2 separate regions of the Homo sapiens genome follow, and region 2 is linked to region 1. Evidence: read pairs that join two places in POLR2A ChIA-PET (ENCODE). Cell type or tissue: GM12878. All regions are shown on one strand.

What was found. ChIA-PET counts read pairs that join two places held together with the same protein. Peaks named below come from ENCODE experiments on the same cell type or tissue, not always from the same donor. Only the 100,000 strongest peaks of a DNase experiment are listed, where the experiment ranks them.
Region 2: POLR2A ChIA-PET joins it to region 1 with 7 read pairs; 1 of 35 experiments calls an interaction of 5 or more read pairs at or near these places.

Annotation. Positions count from the first base shown.
Region 1 is chr9:124,135,246-124,140,245 of GRCh38, reverse strand. No RefSeq gene overlaps it. Among named protein-coding and RNA genes, the nearest start is that of NEK6, 120 kb to the left of the region's middle. RefSeq lists enhancers at 2,265-2,314, 2,405-2,634. In GM12878, no CTCF peak of the experiment used is centred here; DNase peaks (open chromatin) are centred at 2,625 and 3,055; H3K4me3 peaks cover 1,653 bases; H3K27ac peaks cover 3,364 bases.
Region 2 is chr9:123,260,659-123,265,658 of GRCh38, reverse strand. All of the region lies in intron 1 of STRBP (spermatid perinuclear RNA binding protein), which reads left to right. Among named protein-coding and RNA genes, the nearest start is that of STRBP, 5.4 kb to the left of the region's middle. In GM12878, no CTCF peak of the experiment used is centred here; no DNase peak of the experiment used is centred here; H3K4me3 peaks cover 1,560 bases; H3K27ac peaks cover 578 bases.

The DNA.
Region 1 (5,000 bases):
GAGGCCAAGGCAGACAGATCACTTGAGGTCAGGAGTTCGAGACCAGCCTGGCAAACATGGTGAAACCTGGTCTCTACTAAAAATACAAAAAGCAGTTGGGTTTGGTGGCAGGCACCTCTAATCCGAGCTATTCAGGAGACTGAGGCAGGAGAATTGCTTGAACCCAGGAGGTGGAGGTTTTGTTTTGTTTTGTTTTTTGAGATAGTGTCTCCCTCTATCGCCCAGGCTGGAGTGCAATGGTGCGATCTCAGCTCACTGCAACCTCCGCCTCCTGGGTTCAAGCGATTCTACTGCCTCAGCCTCCTGAGTAGCTGGGATTGCAGGCACGCATCACAACGCCGGGCTAATTTTGGTATTTTTAGTAGAGACACGGCTTCACCATGTTGGTCAGGTTGGTCTCAAACTCCTGACCTCGTGATCCTCCAGCCTTGGCCTCCCTAAGTGCTAGGATTACAGGCGTGAGCCACCGTGCCCAGCCTAACCCGAGGGCAGAGGTTGCAGTGAGCCAAGATTGTATCACTGCACTCCAGCCTGGGCGACAAGAGTGAGACTCCATCTCAAAAACAGAAAAACACAAACAACAAAAACAAACAAACAAACAAACTAGTTCAAAAATGAAACACAAAAACTAAAAAAAAAAAAAAGCACTTAAAAAGACCAACTTCCCTGAGCCTCATGTTGTCAGGCCACTCTCCTCTGCCCACTTACTACAGGTGGACTCACAGGTGATGTTCCTCGGTCTCTTTCCTCTAGTTCTAGGTCTCCCCCAGGCAACTTTATGTGCCATCATCTGGGAGCAGTTAAAGTAAGTATACTTCTATGGTCCCTGACAAATGACAAGTCCCCTTTCTCAGGTTCAAATCCTGTGTTCAGGGGGCAGGAGATGGGCACCTCACTGGCAGCCTATTTTCCAAGAACAGATTCTCCTGACCCTAGATGTCTGGTGAGTTTCGGCCCTTTCTGTTGCAATTTGTCAGCTGCCCACTTCTGGAGGATTCTGGTTAGCTTAGTCAGTAGGCTGTGACTTCACTAGATACCACCCTTCATGTCTTAGTTTGAGCTTTCTCCAAAACAGAGCCTGAGACAAGGACTTGGGGACTGGGAGTTTAGTAACACCAGGAAACTGGAGCAAGGGAGAAGGAGGAATGAGCCAGGGGAGGAGCAGTGCCAGGAAAGGGTGTGTTATTGGACTGGGCAAATGAGGGTTGACCTTAGCTGGGGACTCCCCAAGGAACTTTATTTCATTTTTTTGTCTTTTTTTTTTTTCCTTTTTGTGGAGAATGGGGTCTCACTATATTGCCCAGGCAGGTCTCGAACTCCTGGGCTCAAGCCATCCTCCTACTTCTGCCTCCCTACGAGCTGGGATTACAGGCATGGGCCACCGCACCCAGCCCAAGGAACTTTATAGAATGCACTGAGAACTGTGTCTTGCTAGGATCAGAAAACAAGAGCCCAAAATGAAGGCCTCAGAAGCAAAAGTTTTTCTTTTTTTCTTTTTCTTTTTCTCTTTTTTTTTTTTTTTGAGACAGAGTCTTACTTTATCTCCCAGGCTGGTGTGCAGTGGCGCCATCTTGGCGACTCACTACAACCTCCACCTCCTGGGTTCAAGCAATTCTCGTGCCTCAGCCTCCTGAGTTGCTGGGATTACAGATGTCACCACTACGCCTGGTTATTTTTTGTATTTTTAGTAGAGACGGGGTTTCACCATGTTGGCCAGGCTGGTCTTGAGCTCCTGACCTGAGGTGATCCGCCTGCCTTGGCCTCCCAAAGTGCTGGGATTACAGGCCTAAGCCACCGAGGCAAAATTTTTTTCGCTGGCTTTCTCCTGCCCTTCTGTCTCTAAGTCCCATTGTCCCCCAAGGCTAGCCATAGAAACTAGAATCCTTCTTCCCTAAGGTGGTTCCTAGAAACCAGAACCCCTTTTCCCCGAAGCCAACCATAAAACCTTAAAAATATTACTCCAACTTTCCCTCTGCTTTCTATGTAAAAACTGGCCATAAAGAAATTATCTGACTTACTTTGTTTGGCTTGTAGGTCATAAGATCCCCATTCCAGAGGAGGTCCTGTCCCATACTCAGAAGGAAGGAGCGCTGTTCAGAAAGGGCAAGAAGAATCTAGACAGACAGGCCCTGCTGGCTTTCCCCACTCCATCTGTTAGCATTAGATCATTCCCTTTTTGTCCACTCGTATTTCCACATGACTGTCCATACTTGGTTGAATTTAAACTTAAAAATGGACAATTTCCCCTGTAGACTTGGGTCTTCATTCTGAAGCCTCCATGTACCTGTGAATAATATTTGTGTGCCTTTTCTCCAATTAATCTGACTTTCTGAATTGATTTTTCAGTGAACCTTCAAGGCGGGAAGGGGAAATCTTCCCTTGGTCTCCACGGTCTCTAAAGGACGGCTGACAGAGAGAGACATTTGTCCACTGGTTCCCCAACAACCTCCCAACACCTTTGTTGGCTGAAAGTTGACCCCAAGACAGTCAACTCTCCGGACTTTCCAGCTGCCTTGGAAAAACCCTAAATGTCCGCCCCAGCTGCAGTCGAAATTAGAGGTGGGTTAAGCAGATCTGGTGTGTGCCAGAAATAGCATTGGTTGCATTGTGTTTTTTTAAATATGTAAATACCTCAACCACATACTAACAAAAACATACATGTTGTATTTTGGGTAGATTCATGCCCAAAGCAGTCTGGGACCTCAGAAATACGGTGTGTGGGGAAGGAAGGACTAGAAGCTGGCCCACACGGGAAGAAGTCTCCAGGGGGCAAGAGTGTGTCAGACTCAGATGGGGGTGGGACACAGAGTGTGAGGAAATGGAGTGACTTGGCAGGCAGCGGCCCTGGCTGCGAGGCAGCTGAGGATGCTGACCTAGCTTTAAAGTGCTGGGCAGGCTGACCTGAAGGGGAGACAGCGGTGTTCCCAACCCAGGGGGATCAGGGAAGGGGAGGGCGATGGGCCCCATGAGAACAAGGCGTCCACAAACATACAAAAAATATACACAAGGATGTTCATCTTAGTGGTAACTATTCTAGCGATTCAGAACTGTAAGCTGGGCAATTGTAAGGCACTGGTTACAAATCACGGTGTGACCATTAAAAAGAGTCATTTGCAGGAATTACAGAGGGCATATGGAACTGCACTGGGTGAAATCCAGGCTGTGGGAAATTCTACCGTCAAGTGGCATTGACCAGTGATCCCCTACAGGCTGCCTTTTTTTTTTTTTTGAGACTGTTTCTCACTCTGTTGCCCAGGTTGGAGTGCAATGGCGTGATCTCAGCTCACTGCAACTTCTGCCTCCCGGGTTCAAGCAATTCTCCTGCCTCAGTCTCTTGAGTAGCTGGAATTACAGGCTCCCGCCATCACGCCTGGCTAATTTTTGTATTTTTAGTAGAGATGGGGTTTTACCATTTTGACCAGGCTGGTCTTGAACTCCTGACCTCAGGTGATCCACCCGCCTCGGCCTCCCAAAGTGTTGGGATTACAGGAGTGAGCCACCATGCCTGGCTACAGGCTGCTTTTAAGGAAAAGAACAAGATGGAGGGAGAAACTGTAGACTAAAACAATATAAAAGACACCCCAATTTTTAAAAATGGCCAGAACTAAACTATAGTGTCTAAGTATGTCCACTTGATTGATAAAGCTACAAAGAAATGCCAGGAAGCAATTGCCACAGATGTCAGGATAGTGGGTTATTTTTTGCGGAGTGAGTGGGGAGCCTTGGTGACTAGGCAGGAAACAGGGAAGTCTTCAGGAGGCTGTGGAAGTTCTCAATCTTGAACCAGGTAGTGGTTACAAGGGTGTTTGTTTATTACAGTTCATAAAGCTATACATTTATTTTAGGAGATGAAATAAAAATAGGGAAAGATGTTATAGAAGCATGTTAAATAACATGAAAAATGCTTGCCCATGTCATTATGGGAAAAGGCAGATTGAAAATCATTAAGTATACTATGATGCCACTTTGTGGGTGGATGGATGGATGGATGGATGGATGGATGGATGAACAGACAGACAGGTAGGTAGGTAGATGGATGGATGGATGGATGGATGGATGGATAGTCAGGAAGGTAGGTAGATAAATGGATAGATGAATGGATGAATGGATGAATGGACGGATAGATGGATGGATGGGTAGATGGATGGACAGATAGCCAGGTAGGTAGGTAGGTAGATGGATGGATGAATGGATGATCAAAAGGATGGATGGATAGATGATAAATAGATATAGAGATAGATAGATAGATACAGACAGACAGATAGAAATAGAGAAAGATGATAGATAGATAGATAGATAGATAGATAGATAGATAGATAGATAGATAGATAGATGTAAAAAATAATTATGGAGGAAAATACACCAAGGTGTTACTAGTAATGTTTGGAAGTAGGCTTTTTCTGACTTTTGTTTTCTTTTACCATTCTGTGCCATGTGAATCTTGCACAGTGAATATTTTTGTTTCTCATGAATCACTTAAATAAATGTTACTTTTATTTATTTTAATCTTTAAAAAATGGCATTTGGGGCTGGGCACGGCAGCTCACACCTGTAATCCCAGCACTTTGGGAGGCCAAGGGGGTGGATCACCTGAGGCTAGGAATTTGAGACCAGCCTGGCCAACATGGTGAAACCCATCTCTACGAAAAATACAAAATTAGCCAGGCATTGTGGCACATGCCTGCAATCCGAGCTACTCTATCTGTCCATCTGTCCTGGAGGCTGAGGCAGGAGGATTGCAAGCTCCGTCAAGAGGTTGCAGTGAGCCAAGATCGCCCCACTGTGCTCCAGCCTGGGCGACAGAGTGAGACTCAGTGTCAAAGAAAAAAGAAAAGAAAGAAAGAAAGGAAGGAAGGAAGGAAGGAAAGAAGGAAGGAAGGAAGGAAGGAAAAAAGAAAAGAAAGAAAAAGACACTTGGAGCACTCGGAAGAAAGCAGCAGGTGCACGGCCTTCTTCACTCTTATAGCCATTCTTCCCTAACACACTGAAAAGGCTTTCAC
Region 2 (5,000 bases), 870 kb after region 1:
AGTGCAAGTCTCATTCACTGTTCTGTGGCTTGTGTTAGATTCTTAGGGGTTTGAAAGGATTAAGCAAACTACTTTGAGACTGCTTCAGTAAGCAAGGTTTCCTAGAATCTTGGAAAACGATTTCCCTTTTGACAGTTGAAAATTAAGTCTTGTCAGATTTTGCTAAGAAATAAATTTCATCATGTTGCAGAAATAACTTCAATTATCACTCTGTGGGCTTCACGTAATGTGTAGTGTGGTACCTAGTATGATTTCAAATAAAAGGTTCGCTTTGGTAGCTTGGGAGCTTTCTGGGTTGATTAGTTTTCTTCTTTTGTCGATTTAGGAAGTATCTTAATGCAGCCATTGTATGTTCGAATAATAAGTTTGAGTGGAAGTGGGAATCTTGCCTAAACATAATGAGGGCGGAGCAGAACACCAAATTTTAAGTAATCGGAATCCGTTAATATAAATATTAAAAAAAAAACCTGGAAGCAAATGATTCGTAAAATCCAAATTTGAAGTGTGTCATGGCAGCAAAAGAATGCTCTGAAGGCATTACTGTAAGATTTTATTTTTGGAGGGAAAGATTTTTAGAGTATAATGTCCCTTCGATTGAAACTCTGAGTATTTTGAGATTTGATATATGTATACAATATAATATAGGGAGCATGTCTGACCTCATTTGCTTTTTGGCAGAGAATTTGAGCAGTAGGATATAAGATGAATAGAGTGAGCTTTGAAAGTTCTCTCCAACATAGCCATTGTTTCCTCCTTATATTTCTTAAGTCCATTGTGTTCATTTTATTGACTTGGGGTGCGCACTACTTTCTTGCTCAGAATACTCAATTCTGGTATAGTGTTCGGATTATATGTATTGTTCAGTGAAATTCTATGAATTGGGACAATTTGTAGGCACTTTAGATATCCTAAGTTTACGAACCAAGGAAAGCAGGTTATTTAGGCTTTGTAGGCTGAATAATTGGGTTCTGGTTTTATTTTCGCTGGTGACTTGCTGGACAAGATATTTAATCCCTTTGTGCTGGTTTCTTCTCTAGAAATCTGACTCTATCCATCTCCCATGAGAATCAAGGTGGTTTATATAAAACAAGTTTAAGTCTTTCGGGAAGACTGGAGCTACGTAAATACGGGGATAGATGTTACTTAGTTTCTTTTTTCTCCCCTGTGGTTTTTAGACTGGTCAAATGTTAGTACTTCGTAATTTACCATTAGGTGGATTAATTTGTTGTGTGAAAGTTGGATAGAGATGAAACTTATGTGAAAGAGATGTCTGCAAATTGAAGTTTGTTCATTCTTTGCTGTCTGCTTACCTTTCCAATTTCTCAGCTAAGTGTTAGTGCTGGTTTGAATTCTTCAGCCTGAGCAGAAGCTTGTGAGAGACATTGGGTTCTAGCTATAGCCCAAGATTGTTTCTAAGCAGGAATTTCCAGAGACAGAGGCCTTCTTTGGCTCAGTGAATTCAATTCTTTTTTTGGGGGTGGGGAATGCAGTGGCGCTCTGTCGCCAGGCTGGAGTGCAGTAGCACAATCTCGGCTCACTGCAAACTCCGCCTCCCGGGTTCAAGTGATTCTCCTGCCCCAGCCTCCCGAGTAGCTAGGACTACAGGTGCCCGCCACCACGCCCAGCTAATTTTTTGTATTTTTAGTAGAGGCGGGGTTTCACCATGTTGGCCAGGACGGTCTCGATCTCTTGACCTTGTGATCCACCCGCCTCGGCCTCCCAAAGTGCTGGGATTACAGGCGTGAGCCATCGCGCCCAGCCAAATTCAATTCTTATATCAGAAATAATAAACATAATACATTTTCCTATGTATTTTGCAGAAAATTGATTACTGACTGAGTGACTGGAATAGAAAAATAGAGCTATCCCTTCTGCTAGTGACGTCAAGCTTCCTTGTTCTGATTTACTGAATACTCCTTCCTTTTTCAAGTTTTAGTTATCAAATAATTACCCATCATTTGGTATTTCCGTATGCTTTGACAGGTAATGCTCTATTTGAGGGGGAATGATTTTTAAATGCTTTCTTAATGTTGTGTTTGGTTTACAAGTTGTAAAGAGCCTTCCAGGTGTTGGTCATGATTGACACAGCAAAAATGTAAATAGCAAATTGCCTTTTTTTTTTTTTTTTTTTTTTGAGACAGGGTCTTGCTCTGTGGCCCAGGCTGGAGTGTGGTGGTGTGATCATAGCTCATTGTAACCTTGAACTCCAGAGCTCAAGTGATCCTCCCGCCTTAGCATCTCGAGTAGCTGGGACTACAGGCATGTGCCACCACATCTGGCTATTTTTTTTACTTTTAGTAGAGACCAGGTCTCAAGGTCTTGCTGTGTTGCCCAGGCTGATCTTGGACTTCTGGGCTCAAGCGATCCTCCTGTCTCAGCATAGGTTGCTTTATTACACATTAATTTGCCTTGAGCTTGGTGATACCCAGCTCCGATAGTGATCTTTCTTTGCTACGTGATCTACTCTAATAGTTTACTCTCTTAGGTAACATGTTTGGACACTGTTACCCATTTTACTGCTTTTCTGTTTTCATTTGTTTTGCATAGGTCCTTTTATTGGAAGATTGGTTGTTTTTCAAAATTCGTTTAGCTACAGAAACTGTTTCTGACTAGTAATTCTAAGAGGCTAGTGAATCGAGTCTAATTTTAGAAAACTTTATTGAGAGATGTAAGTTTAATGTATGTGTCAGTTAAAATAGAAGTAAAGTAAATAAGGCCAGATTAATGGTGATGTAGATAATTAGGTGATTTGAGCCTGAAAGTTGTGTTAATCTTTAATATAGCTTTTAGTTCTTGCATTGAATAGTGAGGTGACCAAGTGACCTGATTTGTAATTTTCATGTCTAATTTGAATTATTTCTTGTCCTAAGGGTCCATTAAGTGCATCCTATTTGAGAAGTATAGTGCCTGCCTCACAACAGACTCTCCACATGTGCATGTGGCTGAATGAAGCAGTCCTAAATTTTATTTGGTATTCAGATTCTCTTAACTTCTGACATAACTAGCGCTGTGTAAAACATCTGCTTTCTTTAGTTAACTTTAGCATAACTTGAAAGGGTACAGTTGATTACATCAATAATAAAATCACAGCCTTGCATTGTGTGACTTCATGGTTCATTTCCACTTGAAAAGTGAGAATTCTGCAGCAGGTTGTGTAATAAATTCTGAGGCATTTCTGGGTCATGGGTAAGATGTTTCTTACTGCACCTGCAGAATTTCCTGTTCTTTGCAGTTTTCCAGGTGCCAGGATTTTTCACAATATCCTATTGGGCAGATCAGCATTTTGTTTATGATTTTAATTTAACCAATATAGTGCTGTTGACATATAGTGACTAGTAATTGTCCTAAAGGGCTCTGTCTCTATTTTTTTCTTACCATGCTTGTTTTAGTATGCCATTATTAAGCCCGTTTTGCCAGTTAATTCAGCAAGCATAAATTGACATTTAGGCTCAAAGGTGTGTTTTGTACCAGACCTAAGATTTCTTAGTATGCTTCAATAATACTGGTTTGAGTAAAGAATAGATCCTTCTCTAGATATATTGGCCCTTAATATGAAAATGGAGTTTGTAACTGGTTACTTATGTTTAGTCAGCCTAAATGGAAATAAGTACAATTTAAGACAGCTAGGTAGTGATCTAATAAATAAGTGGTTGGTTTGTAAAAGTTAAGATGGAGGCAGTTCATTTTTAAGATGTTTATAGTTCAAGTAAATCTGAAACTCATTAAACATTGCATCTAATCATAGGCTTCTGTATAGCTTAGGCAACCTAAATTTTAACCTAATGAAGTTTTGGATACTGGGTAACTCTTGAGTTAAATAATTCTGAATAACTCACAAAGATAGTGAACTAGAGGGGAAAAGTGTTGCAGTTTTGATGATTAAAAGCTGGAGAGAATAAAATCTCAAGACTTTGGTGTGAATATTTTCGGTTGTTTTTGAAGTAAGCTGTGAATGAGCTTATAATGCCAGGGTTAGCATAGAAGAACAGATAGCAAACATCGTGATGAAGCTTTTAAAAATACGGTATCTTAAAAATAAGTACTAACTGTGATTTTTTTGTTCTGCCAGTTTTGTGGTAAATGTTTTAGAACTATACAACATTGACTTTTGAAGTTGGTCAGTATTATTGTTCCTTTATTTCTAGAGCTCAGAGTTCATATACCTGAACTTTGGTCCCTGTGATGGCTGTATAATGTAGGTGAACAATGGAATATTACATTTAGGGAAATGGAGGCACAAGGAGTTCACTTTAGAGCAGAGATTGGCAGACTGTCAGATCACTGAGAAGTTGTATATCAAATTCATGTTAGTTTCTGAATTTGGCAAGGAAGATTGATGGCTGAGCAAATTTGAAATCTGCCTCTTTTAATCAAGCTGTTGAGTACACAAGTCTTTTCATGGACTGAATGGGATAATGCTTAGTCCTCCCAGGAAGCTCAGAGTCCCAGGATTATGAGATAGTAATGAATCTGAGAAAAAGTACTGGCACTGGGTGGAGTATGGGTATGCACACAGTGCCTGGTGTGCAACCTTAATTGCTGTATTAGAAGAACGTTATTGGTACTATAAGATTTAGCTATGAGATCTGATCCTATTTACTAGTTGTAGATCTCTCTCCTTAAGTCTGAAATAGGAATAATACTCCTAATTTACAGAGTTATATTGAAGATTAAAGAAGATAAGAAAATTGTTTGGAAGCTATAAAGCATATTTTCTTTTTTTGGAAGTGAGCAGAAATTAAGGGCAGGCTTTGAAGTGATAGACTCAAAAGGACCTGGATTTTTATTTTTCATTTTTCATCATGGACATTTCAGATGTATATGAGTGGAAACAGTACAGTAAATTTCCATATAGCCATCAATCAGCTTCACCAATTATCAGCATTTTGCTGCTCAGCCCTCACTCACAATTGCATTTTACTTTTTTTTTGGTAGGGAATTTACAGTCAATCTTAGACATCATATACTTTGATCCATAAATACTTCAGTATATATTTCTG